3 separate regions of the Homo sapiens genome follow, and regions 1 and 3 are each linked to region 2. The links are chromatin loops, found by intact Hi-C in ENCODE. Cell type or tissue: endothelial cell of umbilical vein. All regions are shown on one strand. Region 1 overlaps LOC124904512 (a long non-coding RNA gene). Region 2 holds the start of LOC105372923 (a long non-coding RNA gene). Region 3 overlaps GPATCH2 (G-patch domain containing 2).

Region 1 (5,000 bases), 1.4 Mb before region 2:
TTATTCTTCTGCCTCACTCTATGGCAATACCATATGATGGGAATAATGTCAGTGTTCATATACCTCTTTGTCTCACGTGCTAGGTCCTCACAATATCATTCATATGGCTCTGTTCCTCTGCACAGGTCCTTTATAGCATCACAAGGATATAATGATAGATTGGGTGAAATCCCTCTCCCCTACCCCTATGCCCAGCAACACAGCTTCTCTCTGATTTCTCTGGATATCCCAGACACAGGAAGGTAGAGCAACTGGGTATATGGCCCACAATGATTGCATTTCCTTCCAAAATAGTTATGATGATTTTTATCAAATAATCCATAAACACTTAATACCAAAATACTTACTGGTATAATTCTGGTTCTGCTGTGAGCAATTTGTGGACTTTGAGCGAAACGTTCAATCATTTTAGGCCTCAGCCTACCAACTTTACTGTGAGAAAAAAGGACTAATTTATACAAAGTCTATTCAAACCTTAAAATATTATTAATCTATGAAAACAGTATGTGGCATAATTCAAAAAACAACAGTGCTCAGGAGGCTAAGATATAATTAATAAAATCCAGTAGGTTTCCTCCCTCATTTTGCCTATAATGTTGCTTATTCTATCAACTCCATTTTGCTTTAGTTTCTTGCAAATGAACTAGAAAGGTGATTGTATAAAGGTTAATTCTATGATGTCAGTAACATGAACTTTAATAAAAGATACTATTGAAATAGAGTTATTACTCTTAAAATGTAGGGCATTCAGATAGGACTATATTGGGATGTAATTATTGATTTACAAATAAAGTTTAGAAAATAAGAAGCTTTGGAAGCAGAGGGTAAAGCTGGAATCCCTCATAAGCAGTGGACTCTCAATTCACTTGTCAATGTATAGCCTAGATCCACACTTGCTCAGAACAGGTTACAAGTATCACACTAGTTAATCCATGCTACCCAGACGGAATGGAAATGGACATTTTGTGGCACCAGAATGCCTAGCTACTCTAATCTGTCTGGGACCCCATTTTTTTAATGCAGTAGTAGCAGAATAAGAAAAACATACAAGAAAGTCAAATGTTTTCCCAACTGCAGAAGCAAACACTTTGCCAGAAATTCCAAATAATTTAAAATGTGGCCTTGCTTTCTCTCCCTCTCTCTCTCTCCCTTTTACTATCAGTACCAAGCCAAGAGTCTAAATATTAATAGAACTATTTATACAGGCTGTTGTCCACCTTAATGCAGATTTTTCAAATTTCTTCTGCAACTTGCTGTATCTGAACACACAGAAACCTCTTATTTCTCTTGTGTTTGCTCAAGTTACACAAGTAAGTTCATGAACATTTTGCCAATACACAAATTCTGATTTTTTTGTGGGGAATATAAGTCATCCCTGTGTTTATAAAGTGACAGAATCTGGAAGGATGTTGTCAGGCCAGCCAACTTTTTCAAACTCACTTAAATCAAGTGCTGTTATTGAGGCAGACGACGCACAGAAAGCAAGTTCACATCTGAGTGCAGTGGTTGTCTCCATCTAGAAATAATCTCAAAACATGGTATGTGAGTGTGGTCTCCTTGGGGGCACCACATACCCTTATAGACAGGCACAGAGCTGGGGAGGGGCCCATCCATTTGAGTCTATGCTTATGGGGTGGCAATCTTCAGTTGCCTACGGTCGACGTAGAAAGACAACACCTGCTTAAATCAAATCTCTCATCCATCCCTTTTAATTTGTCATGGCTCCATGCTCTTTATTCCAGTCCATTCTCTTTCTAGCACTATAAGGAGCAGGGAGAGCAGGCAAGAGACCCAGCAGCAGCCTGTTTGCTGGGAACTTGCACAGTTAAGGTGTCTAAATATTTTTTTTTTTGCACTGTTATGCCATCACTTAAGGATCAATTAACTGGTCTCTGTGGCAAACTGCTGTTCAGTGACTGGTGCCATCCAGTGCGCTGGGCAAACTGACACCAATGACCAATGCTCCCCATGGTTTGTCGTGTCTCTCAGGTTCCCTAAGACCATACCGACGGCACCTGTTAAAGCTGCTTCTGCTAAGCTGTTCTGCATTTGTCTGGCTGGATTTGGACTTCCTGGATCTCTGACTGAATACAAAGTGATTAGAGAGCCCAGTGTTTGGCAACAAGCGCGATAGGGAATACGCTGTGTGTGGGTCCACAGGAGCACAATGTTCTTCATAACCCCATGCAGGGAGCGCCCTGCTAGATTCCCTGTGCTGTGGAGATCAAAATGGTCTCTTTTGTCGTCAGCTGTTTAACAGCAGCTGTTTAATGTAATTCCAAATGATTTGCTTGAATGAAGTTGTCATTCCTGCAGTAATCTTTAATTTGGTAAAACACATAGCTGAGCAATGCTATTTTTAATATTATTTTAGCTTTAAAAAAGTTTCCAGTCCCCATATTTTCCATGATGATGACAGATCGAAATCATTACTGGGAAGTATAATTACGCAAAGGAGAAAACTAGATATTAATATCAGCATTTTTCTACCTAAGTTAGTCAAATGCTAATTGGCAAATAGAGGTTTATCAAAACAAACAAAAAATAAGTATAATGAAGTTAACAGAAGAATTTTTGCATCATAAACTTTATCCCCATCTATCACTAAATGTAAATTGCACCTTTTTTCTGAGGAATATGTCTTATGTTAATAAACTCAAATAGCTAGTCTAGGAAAAACATTTTAAAGATTTCATGTTTTAAGCATTTGGACAATAGTGCTCAAACATTACAAAGAGGACCACAAATGAATCAACCAACCTTCCTTCCTTCCTTTCTTCGTTCCTCCCTCCCTTCCTTCAGCTTTATTGATTATCATCCATTGCAGTTTGTAGAGAAGTCTGTTTACAAGGCAAAAAATGCCTGGCCTGTGTTCTCAGGCAATTCTGCAGTTCTCCTGTGAACAATAGAGGGCACTGATGCTTCTAATCTGGCAGACATCGCCTCGGAGAGAACAAAATCACTCTTCTACTTGTGGCTTGCCTTCCAGCTAGCCAACCTCTCAGTACCACATTCCATTTGTGATAGACTTTCTCTCTCCTAAGAAAGCTACCTCTTTTCTTTCTCTATTAGTTGATATTCTATGTCCAGTTTTCAAAGCTCTGCATTAAAAAGCTGTTCTTCAGTTAATAGTTTGTGGTCTTTTAAAAAAATATCTCCTGGCTTTTCTGATTATGAATGGCTGTTCTTAAAGCATATCTTCTTACCTTACTGATCTTCTTTCTAACCCTATTTAAATACAATTCATTCAGAGATGATGCTACTTGCTAGGATCTTGGCTTAAAAATGAAAACTCTATAGGCTAGGACCCTTTATAAATATATGTCCTGACAACCTACTGTCCAGTGGCATGTATTTATCAAATGTCACAAATTAATACATTGATAGGCACCAGGCCACCACCCGAAGAAGAACATACTGTGATACAGTTCTTCACTAAAGAGAGTTATTTACCTTTTTTTAAAAAAAAACTCAAAGCCATAACAATTTAAACTGTTTCACTTGAATCAAATGAGATGCATCATCCATTTCCCTGATGTGCTTTCAGTAAAGAAGAAAAGGCTTCATAAGAAATACCTTAGGAGAGTGCTCTGTGTTTAACCATTTTCTCACCATAAAAGTTAAAATCACCTAATCAGAAAACACCCTATCATTTTATACTGAATGGTTCATAAGAACATAAAATTCCATTTAGCACTGCTACCCGCTCTCATCATCTACCCTTTTAAAATGCTTACCCATCTTTCTCATTGCTATTCAAAGAAACAGATTTATTTCTCACCCTGGAGTTGGGAATTTTGGCATGCCAGATTGAAAATGTACCCAACACCAAGTAGTGGATGGGTTATTCTTAGTCTCCTTACACGCTTAAGAGAAAATGGGGCAGTGTATGTCTCTAAATCAAGTGAAGTTCTTTGGAAACTATGACTTCAGCTATAGCTAGATTAGTGAGGCTGTTGTCATATTAGAGAAAGAACTGGGATCATGAACAATAGAAATGCTAGTCACAGCAAAAGAGATGAAGGGACAAAATCTTAGGGACTGTGAGAAGAGGTTGCAGAATTATTACCATATTCATCATACTTCTGATTTATTTTAACTTTGGTTATGGAAATTAGAGAAATTCCTCCAGTGCCTTTTTGATGTCTCTGAGCAACCACTGACATTTGGTGGGGGGTATTTTGCCTCAGCCCAGCTGTGCAAACCCCTTTCATCATTTCTCTCCTGTCCCTTTCATCTGCCCTTTCACTGCCTGCCCCTCCACTCCCTTTATTCTTTTCCCTTTTTTTCCTCCCTGCTTAGGCATCAGGGCCTGGGAGCCACCAGTAGACCCAAAAGACACAAGATGGCTAGAATAGTTCCTGTTTCTTCCCTGATAAAGTCAAGGGAAAAGGCCTCCCTAGATAACCTGTCCCTTCGCTTCTTTCCTCAAGGTTTACAAAATAAAAATCAGAATCATTGGTGATAACCTTTCTTGTGTTTTAGACTGTTTATCGTATTAGATGGAAGAATATTCAGCTGATATATATATTTTTTTCTTTTTGGAAGAAGCTATTTCCATGCTGTGGCTGAGCTCTCTGGCAGCCAACAGCGCCTTTGATTAGAAGGCTACTTCATAAATTACAAACCACCAGAGTGAGAGTCATTATGTAGAATGGGCTCTGCCATCTGGTCGTCCACTCTCTACACGATAAAGGCCATCATCCTTGCTCTGTGGCTTGGTTACTTCAAGGCGTCCTTAGCCACAGCACTGAAAGAAAATAGATGTTTTCATTCTAAGCTCACTTGGCCTTTTAAACCTAGAATATTCAAGCACTTGGAAGGGCTATTATTCCCATTTAACAGATTGGGAAACTGAGATGTAAAAGAGTTAAGTATTTTTGTAAAAAATCCAGTAAAAAAAATGTACAATTTTTCCTTTGCTTCAATAGCAAGAGAGCAGATTCCGCTTTTCTCTGCTTTCTAGCTGTATAAGAAATTTCAGATACATTTCATTTCCA
Region 2 (5,000 bases):
TCCTATCATTTTAAACAATCTATCAGGCTGTATGTAAAAACCACAAGGAAAAATATTAAAGCATTGCAGTGGGTGCATGAACATCTGTGGATATCATTGAAAGCCACTTAATAATCCCAATGAAAGAAGTTTTACATCTTAAAATCTGAGACCTCCTTATGCAAATCATTTTGCCTTTAGCCATTTCAAAAAGAAATGAAGGACCTAGAGGATTTTACAGTTTTACATAACACTGGTGAGATGGTTGCCAACTTTGATCTTACATTAATTAGTTAAGATCTTGACTGATCATAGCAACAGCTAACTCAAAAATCTGGTCCTCAGCTAAAATGAAAAATAGCCACAATCTAACACGATAAATATTTCTGCTTTATTTTGTATTGTATTCTGTATGTTTAGTGTATTATTGAATGACAATAACAAAACAAAATTTGTCGTGTAGTAAAGTGCTTTGCAATGATGTAAGTGCATTTTTTAGCCTTGTTATATAGAAATCAATCTCAATATGGGTATAAACCAAAAATGTTTTGGTTTTCTTCTGTTTAAAGACTAAGATTTAAGGAAATAACTCTACATACTTAATGTAATTATGGGAAATTAGGTTGTGGGTGTACTTCTGTAACATATCAACTCTAAATGAAATGAAATCTATTGCGTTACCATTGGCTGTTTTGTTTTTCCCAGAATGAAGTTGTCTCTAAGATAAAGCTTAAAGATATAGTTAACTTTTAGAAAATATGACCTTTCTATTATATATGAGAAACTAAAATTTAAAACTCACTAAACAGCCAATCCCTGCAAAGCATTTCCTTTTCCCTACAGGTAGTATGAAATGGAGCCCAAATGACAGGACCCCATCTGAGCCTCCCCAGCTCCCCTGGTCTGCACAAACCCACTCTATCAATCATGGCAGGATAATGCATAGAGGCTGCACCTGTGACAGGAAATGATTGAGTGCTGAACACAGGGCCTGCTTCGCCTGTCGCTTTGTGCATTTGTATTTCTCCAGGGCCGGTCTGAGAATTTTCAGAACTTGGGGGCAGGAGATGAGGGATTCCTATTGTATTTTGAAAAAGAAGGAATAATGCATTTTAATTATCAAGACATAACACAAAAGAGAAATTAGGCAGTAAAATGCCCTGGTCCACTCAGGTGTGTGAGAGCATCCGGGTAGCACAGGATGCAATATTATTAAGCTGTAATTTAGTTTAGATAAGCAGAGGATGCTGAGCATGGCTATTCTTTTGGAGATGCCTGATTCTCTAGTCGCAAAACAGACATTTGTTCCTTTATGATCACACACACACAAAGAACAAAAGGTCCAGGCTCACCTATTGTCCACAAAGACTGTAGAACCTACCTAACTTATTTGAGGACAGCAGCGAAAAAAAATACTTTTTAATTTTCTAAGTTCTTCCTGATGTTTTTTGGAAACCTCTGTTTTACTATGACGATCTAGTTATTTACATGGTTTGAGGTAGTGCCATAATCTGTTTTTAAGACATTGTAACTGTAGTGTAGTTTTAAATAATTTTCTGCTGATTCAGCCACTTACCGAAAATATATGTGGTGAAACCATGAAGTTTCTATTTTACAGTAGTCAATATTTTATTCGAGTTAATCCTTCTGCGTAGGATATATTTTTCCATTACACCAGTAAAAATATTGATAACATATTTTATTGTGCACTTTGTTCACATAATTCGAGTCTGCGTTTCTAAAATGACTAATTACTTTTATTTAAAAAATAACATTATCTATTAAAGAATGGTGACAGTAGGGACTAAACAAAAAGTAAAAACTCCAAAACTCTCCCCACCTAGGGTGTGGGGTCGGGGGAGGGAACGGTAACAATAAAAACAACATCTGAATATGTAAACTCAGTTTCTCGGGTTAGAATTTGCATTTTTGTCAGAACCAGAATTCACTGTACAGGACATCATCACATGCTCAGACTTCTAAAACATTTCGTGGAAGAGAGTAGACTGTTTACCGGATGCCCTTCTATTTTTGCCGTGCAGGATTAGTACCTTCTACTTCCTTAAATGTAGGCAAATAAAATTACGGAGAAATAAAATGACTGCAGCCTTTGAGCGCTGGTTTGTCCTAGGACAATCGGATTTCACCGGGTAACGTATATGCAAACAGACACGTCCCGTTTATTTCATTGTTTGCACTGCGGAGACTCTCCGCCGCTCTCCACGCCTTTGTTGACCTACCGCCAGCAAAGTTGTGTGGTTATAAATAGATAGAGGCAGCTGATTAAGAAGCGGGGGGAGTGACTTTCTCTGGGCTCTTACGGATCAATCACCGCTAAGGGGATGCAGGTTGAGGGGAAGGAAGAAAGTAAATCGCGGGGCAGTTTGACTAAGTGAAACCCAATTCCTTCGCCCCAAAGCTGTGGTGGCCAGACGTGCGCGACCCTCTAGACCCAAAACAGTTTTAGTCAGCAACGGGTCATCAGCAGGACCGAGAAGACTGGGTGGGAGGTCTGGCCGGTCCGAAATAGGGAAGAGGTGCGGGCTCATCACCGAGGCGGTAGGGCTCGGCTTATGGTCTAGAGCCTTGAGGCGCTCCCGCGTGAGCCCCGCTGCTTCCAGTCCGCCCTCGCCTGGCCCGGCGCGGGTCGCTCCCTCCTCCCCGTCCTGTTCCGCACTTTACCCAGCAGGGGTCCCAGGTCGAGCAGGGCCAACCCTGCTCGCGCAGCGCCGGACCCCTCCCCGCTGCCCGGGGTGCGGCGGCTTCCCTCCGCCCAAACGGGGGGTGTCTCCTCCATCACCCCTGCCGCGGCTTCCCAGTCGGAGTCGCGCTGCGGGGCGAGGGAGGCTCGCTCCTCCGCGGCCGGGGCCTGGGGGTGCCAGTGCGCCCCCGAGTGAGCGGGTAGGGAAGCCGAAGAGCCGCCGACCCGCTGCGCGCCCTCCAGTCCCGGGCGGCGCCGGGACCCAGAGCGGCCCCAGCCCGCGCCCCAGCGGGGACGCGAACGGCGTCTCGGGACGGCACCTCGCCGGGGCCTTGCCCTGTCCCGCCGCGTCGCGGCCTCTCCGCACCCCACGTCCCGGGAGCCGACCGGGAGACTCTCACGGCGGAGTTCCACAGACCTCGTTAGGTTAAAGGAACCTCGCCTTGCCCCCCACTAATCGGCTAGAGAGGGAGGCCGGCGAAACAAAAGCCGTAGAGGAAAATTAAGCGACTTCCCCCTCGGCGGGGAACTTGGAGGTGGGGGAGCGGGGAGCGGCGCGGGGCGCAAGGAGAAGGAAGTGCTGAGCTGGGTTGCCGACGAACCCCGGGCAGGGGGAGGTGGGGGGCTGCGGCAGAAGAAAGACAAACATCTGGGGATCGGACCATATGCCGGAGCTTTGTCTTGTCCTTCAAAGTTCGGCTGCCCTTGAAGTGATTTGTCAGGCGGCCCACGGGTGACAGGGAGGATGTGCAGCGGGGAGCGGGGGCGGGACATGCCGGGGGGAGCGGAGAGGGCTAGAAGAGAGGGGAGGAAGGGGGGACGCCAACAAGAGGGGGAGCAAAGTGACCCCGCCGCCCGAGGAACGGTAGAAACCGGGATCGCGGAGGTGCGAGCCCGAGCCCGGGAGCGGAGCGCTTCCCGGGGAGACGCCAAGACGGCGAGAAAGGAGGAGCGGGAACGCAGAGGTTAAGCGGAGGGAAGGCCGAGGAGAAACAGCCAGAGGACGGGAAGGAGGAAATAGACGGGGAGAAGAAACTGAAGATTAGTCGTTGAGGTGTATTAAGAAAGAGGACATGTCGCCTATTTTAGGAAAAGTGGCTTTGAGCTCCCCCCGCACCCCCACCATTTTTTCTTTCTCTTTTGCCCGCCAACCGCTGAACTGATTAGACTGTAATTAAGGCCATAAAGCCCTCAGATTATACACCTGTTTATTCACTGAAGTCGGGGTCTCATCAAGCAAATTAGCTGCTTGCAGGCTACACATTGGGCCTCGAGCTTGCCTGATTAATGAAGTTTATTGGGAGCTGTTAAAAGCATTAACTGGAGAAAATCTCAGCAATTCGTCATATTTAAGGGATGAAAATTAAATCTTGCTATGCAAATGAGAAAAAAATTTTAAACCATCTTTGGGGGGTTACTGTCTGCATATTATTTTGCTTTAAAATTCTGTTCAGGAAATAGGAATTAACATGAAATATTATTTGCCCTTAAAGTTATCAAAAATATTGAATCGCACCTTATGTGGCATTGTGGGGAGAGAAAAAGAAAACATAAGGAAATTCCCATATAGTCCGTTTCCCAGTGCAAAGAATTTTCTAAGACACCTAATCACAAAGCCAACTTTCACGAGAAACCCAGTTTTTAAAATTAATGTATCCAGTTACAGAATGAGATTTGGGAGTAGTCCTTCAAGGGGTTTAATGTTTGATGGTGGGTGGGGGGGACGATGAAATCAGCAGAGAGAGGAGGGGAGTTCATGTAAGTGCCCTGGATAAGGAGCACGTGTGAGAATGGCAGAAAAGCAGTAGAGTGGCAAGAAAAAGTATCCAAAATGAATCAATACTCTCATAAACTGGCTGTAGAAAATGTTTCTGTACAGTGTTTTTTACTGTAACCACTATGGTTCTTTGGACAGGTCGGGGAAGGTGTGATTATGAAAATAAACAAGGGAAGTGAGGGAAATATAACCAAGTGGAAAAAGGAAATGGAGTGCAAATTGAGAACATAATCCAGAATTCGTAAAGTATGTATTTACTTTAGGTGCTGCTTGGTAATATTGCCACACAAATGTTTATTAATGGTTGCAATTATATAAGTGACGGGAGAGTGATTTCAGTACATTCATTATGCTTGAAAAAGGGGGGAATCTCTTTTCTACAAGAGTAACAAGAGTACATATATAAATGCCTTCTGTTTCAACAAAATATTGAAAATAAAAACGTAGTGAATAAATTATTTTAGTTAACGAAAAGCTTATTGTAATGCCAGTCTTTCCAGATTTATTTTTAAGTCTTTTCTATTATTTTTTCTAAGGACATTT
Region 3 (5,000 bases), 740 kb before region 2:
ACTGGTAGACACTGTTCTAGAATATACTCCCAAAATGACTGTGAAAAGATAGAGTTTCAACCTGAGCATCTGTAATAAACAGCATATCTGAGGAAACTGTTAAAACATTAGCTATTCTTAGAGTCCTGGGACAACTCTATTCTCCACTGGAGCTGGGCACTGGGTTCGGTGTCTTCCTTCATGGTTCTCAGCGATCAGTAGCATATGCAAGGGAGAGCTTGGTAGGTTTCAAAGGCCTTGGTGGGCATGGCTGATGTTTCCTGAGTGACTTGCAGTCAGCTCTAGTGAGAAATTAGTCACTGAGTGGCAGGTAGTTAAATTCTGTACTTTTACTGTTTATAGGTTCTAGTCAAATGTAATTTTTAAAACCTAGTATCATTTGGAGCCACAGCAGAAGTTTATTATTAAGGGTGTGCCCACGGTGGGGGCAGCTATGAAATTAAGAAGACTGTTTATTATGACTATCTTCATTGGGATTTTTTATTTTTATTTTTATTTATTTTTTTTGTTTTGAGACAGGGTCTCTCTCTGTTGCCCAGGCTGGAGTGCAGTGGCATGATCTCGGCTCATTGCAACCTCTACCTCCCGGGGTCAAGCGATTCTTGTGCCTCAGTCTCCCAAGTAGCTGGGATTACAGGCATGTACCACCACCCCTGGCTAATTTTCTATTTTTATTAGTAGAGAAGAGATTTCACCATGTTGTTCAGGCTGGTCTCGAACTCCTGACCTCAAGTAATCTGCCTGCTTCTACCTCCCCAAGTATTAGGATTACAGGCATAAGCCACAGTGGCCAGCCTTCATTGGGATCTTTAGGGAAGTAAAAATACATAAACATTTTTCTCCAACCCTCTCTCCCCAGAAAGCCGAAATTGGGATACATTGTCGTCATGGGTGGTGCACTGCAATTTGGTAGTTTTCCTCTCTTTCTAAATGGTACATAAAATTGAGGTGCATCTTAAAATCAATGGCATCTTAGATTCAATGAAATATGGTATAGGCTGCTTCAATATTTCTTTTTTTTTTTTTTTTTTTGAGACGGAGTTTTGCTCTTGTTGCCCAGCCTGGAGTGCAATGGCGCAATCTTGGCTCACTGCAACCTCTGCCTCCTGGGTTCAAGCAATTCTCCTGCCTCAGCCTCCCAAGTAGCTGGGATTACAGGCATGCGCCACCACACCCAGCTAATTTTTGTATTTTTAGTATAGACAGCGTTTCTCCATGTTGGTCAGGCTGGTGTCTAACTCCTGACCTCAGGTGATCCACCCACCTCGGCCTCCCAAAGTGCTGGGATTACAGGCATGAGCCACCGTGCCCAGCCTGATATTTCAGTCTGGATGCTTCCTATCAAGTTTATATGTCAGAATTAGTCCTCACCAAATATCCACATGCTCCCCTACTATCTACAGCTTCTCTGCAATTCAGCTGGGCCCGTGTGGGCAATTCTGACCAACAGGTCATGAACAGAAGTGACCTCATGTCTCTCACCACTCCCTGACCTCCCACCCCAGCCCAAAGCAGTTAAGTGCTAATGTACCTCTTCTATCCCCTTTTCCCTGCCACAGCAAAATTGGGAGCAAATAGGTACTAAATACTCTTTTGTTTCACAGGCTTGCAGTAATATATACCCACCTGATAAGTGGACCATGAAGACTCTTTCTGCTTGATTCCTACTAAGCAGAGACTCATTACTTTCCACACCTGACATTTTAAGTAGTAGCCCTGGGGTGCCGCTCCCCCTTGTTCCTGTGCATCTCTGAGCTTTTCATGATCAGCTAAACTTCCACATTCTTTTACTATAACTGGCTTGGGAATGGGGGAGAAATAATCTTCCAAAGAGGAACACAAGGAAAAGCATTTGATTTCTACTCTCCAAATATTTGGTGAGATTTGGGAAGCAACCAGGAATGTGAGCTTCAAAAAATTGGGCGATTCCTCCAAGGTGGAAGTCTTTTGGCACACTGAATCTTTTGGTCCACCGGCTTCTTGAGAAGCCTTTAAGGCCAACCGATCCCCAGAACAAGATCTCTCTTGGGCTTCACTGCGAGTTATTCTTTGGAAAATGCACTTCTGAATTCACTTTTTGTATTGTCTCAGGAAAATCCTGTTTGTGAAAATGCCTCATGGTATCTCCCTGAATCTGAAGAAGTAAAGAGAAAGACTGTTTGCTTTGATGTAATCAGATTCTCTGGAATTTAATCCTATATCCTATTTATGGCTGAGCTAGCCATTCAAAATTAAAATGAACCTTTCATCCATGTGTATCATAAATGGGCATTTATCAGGATTATATGATTTTGCAATCCATCTGAATACGTAACCAGAATTTGTTTTCTTTCCATTTCACTATGTAATTACCATGCAACAATAACAAAAGTGACATGTTTGAAGAACAGATAAAATGCTGTAAATTGGCCAGTAATGGTGATATTTCCTCATCTTCTCAAAAACCCATTTATTCTCTCTCTCAACAAATCAAGGCATTGTCAGCCCATACTCATCTTGTGGCCAGAGGGGCTCCACCAATTTCTGGATGTAAGTGAGTCCTGGAATGCAGATGAGGCCGACTAACGAAAGCTTTCAGTGCAGGCAGCTGGTCTTTGCTTGCCTCAATTTTTAAATCATCCATAATGGGGCCAAGACCTCCCAAGCACTAAAAAGAGCGAGCTGACATGCTGGATAAACTGTTAATTTTTTCCTGAAGAAGCTGCTATATTGCACATCTGTCACTGCAGTGCAGACAATTACTCACTGAGTCAGGGAAAAAAATCTGCCGCTTGTTTCTAGCTGAGTTGTTAAGGGACTTAATGGAGAAATACAATGGCGTGGGAGTCAAAACATGCTGCTTTCCCATGTGCTTGGCAATTGTTCCCTCCTTTTGGAAGACTGTCTTGTAATATTAAAACATGTGAAGTAGACTAAGATGTGTGTTTAGAAAAACAGCAAAGGAATTAGAAGAGGTACAATAAAAGGACAGGCATATAAAGATGTGGGACGATCAAGAATCTAGCCTTACAGATTACAGGCCACTGTACTTATTGCTGAGAACGTAACAACGCTGTGGCCAGTGTATTAGAAATATTGTGATTTTTCACATTATAAATTTCAAACTTTTAATATATATTCCCCAAGTGCTTCACAACCATCTAAAAATTATTTTATGAATTTCATGCCTCGTATATGCAATGTGGATCATCTATACTGTTTCCATAATGAATTACAGCCATCAATGAGACACTTTAGAATCCCAGATTTGTCAGTCATCTAACAGAACTTTAGTTGTTTTTTTCTTCGCTAAATCATTTGCATGTCATACATATGAAATCCTGGCATTTGAAGAAATTAACTTCAATAAGTGATGGAAGAATTTGTTTGGATTTGAAAAGCATATATTGAGTTAGTATACTATTTCTCAGTCTTTCTATTTTTATTGAAGAATATTGATTTTAGAAAGAAAGAAACTTTTTTTTTAGAAATAGGAAGATGCAAACAGACAGAAGATAGTTTTGGCTGTTTTATTTGGGATACTATTGTAATATACTTTTATCTCTAGTCTTACAGCTGGAAAATCAAGCATTATACACACTCCTAAAATACTAGCAATTTATCTTGAAAGTTCAAACTAAAAGAAAAAAAAAAAGAAACACAAAAAATAGCCCTCAATTTTAACCTTACTTCAGCCTTGAAAAATTAAGAAACAAACACAGGACATTCTGATATTGCAACAGGAGGGAAGTATGTGGATCTGAGAATGATTTAAACTGTCTGACAATTCAAAGACAGGAGACAACTCTAATGTACAGATAAAACTAAAAGTGGCAATAGTAGATCATACTCCTGGCAGTTAATGGCACTGACTCGCTGGAGACAAATCTGGATCTACTTAAAGTGTCAGGTGTGTAAAGTAATGAGTCTTTGCTTAGTAGGAACCCAGCAGAAGGAGCCTTTATGGTCCGCTTGCCAGTTGAGTATATGTTACTACAAGCCTGTTAAATAAATGAGTATTTAATACCTATTGCATGAAAAAAAAAAACCCTACTTATTTTGACAACTTTACTCAGTTTTTTGGGAGAAAAGATAAGTTTAATCAACATAGTGAAATGCCTCTTACAGCAAACAAAACTCAACACTTCAATGCATATTACAAAACACTTAAAATGTCCAAGCAGCTTTATGAGAGGCACAACTTTCCAAAAGGAAATGGAGTGATTGTAACAGATTTGAACTCTGATACTTTAAGTGGTCAGAGAGAGCGTGTGTACCTTGTTACATTAGAATCACAGAATCCTTGAGGGGAAAGAGACCTTAAGCAAGTTAGTCTAATCAAGCTTCACAGAAACAATAAAAACAGGAAAATGTGGTAGAGCAGCTCACAATCGGCTATGAATACATTTGTGAATCAAATACATTTACCAATATTTTTCTCTAATTTTTTTGAGATATTGAAATTTTTCGCTGAACTTAACTGCACTATTAAATGATAATTGTCAATGGGTACTCATTTAAACCAATTTTTAAAGTACTTTCAACTTTTAAAAAATAACTCTAAGGTAAAAGGGAAACATTTAAAGCACAAAGACAATGACTACTTATAAATAATGTTCTTAAACATTATGTTTTATTCTTTGATTCTTTGTTGTACTATTAACATGACTTTCTACCAAAAGAAAAAATAAAAAAAAATATTCTTTGCTAACAATTTCTTTACAATGCCAACTTAGATCACTTTTCTTTTTGAAAGACAAAATACAGGTGAAAACAGTTTTAAAAAGCATGTCAACAGTGATTTTTTCTCTTTTCGGAAATATCTGCTCAAAATAAAGTGTACTGAATAGAAGCAATTGTCAGTTCAATTTACAAGAATGCCAATTCTCAATATTAAAATAAACATTAATAAAATGCAGTATTTTGTAATTATGTCTGTATACTGCACACAGGCATTATAAATACACCTATAGGTACACATTATGTATATCTTTACCCCTACTGTGTTAACTTCTGTTTGA

The links. Peaks named below come from ENCODE experiments on the same cell type or tissue, not always from the same donor. Only the 100,000 strongest peaks of a DNase experiment are listed, where the experiment ranks them.
Region 1: it touches region 2 in a loop (3-fold over the local background); 7 of 110 quality-filtered maps call a loop at or near these places.
Region 3: it touches region 2 in a loop (2.9-fold over the local background); 3 of 110 quality-filtered maps call a loop at or near these places.

Annotation. Positions count from the first base shown.
Region 1 is chr1:216,747,307-216,752,306 of GRCh38, forward strand. The region is part of intron 1 of LOC124904512 (a long non-coding RNA gene); the gene reads right to left. It also overlaps a transcript of ESRRG not described here. Among named protein-coding and RNA genes, the nearest start is that of ESRRG, 26 kb to the left of the region's middle. In endothelial cell of umbilical vein, a CTCF peak has its summit at 2,916 (motif pointing right); no DNase peak of the experiment used is centred here.
Region 2 is chr1:218,162,027-218,167,026 of GRCh38, forward strand. It overlaps LOC105372923 (a long non-coding RNA gene), which reads left to right and starts at 3,031. Exons shown (of 3, transcript XR_001738467.2): 1 at 3,031-3,216; 2 at 4,596-4,703. In endothelial cell of umbilical vein, no CTCF peak of the experiment used is centred here; no DNase peak of the experiment used is centred here; H3K4me3 peaks cover 1,690 bases; H3K27me3 peaks cover 2,975 bases.
Region 3 is chr1:217,422,937-217,427,936 of GRCh38, forward strand. GPATCH2 (G-patch domain containing 2) reads right to left here. Exons shown (of 10, transcript NM_018040.5): 10 at 4,056-5,000. Among named protein-coding and RNA genes, the nearest start is that of GPATCH2, 210 kb to the right of the region's middle. In endothelial cell of umbilical vein, no CTCF peak of the experiment used is centred here; no DNase peak of the experiment used is centred here.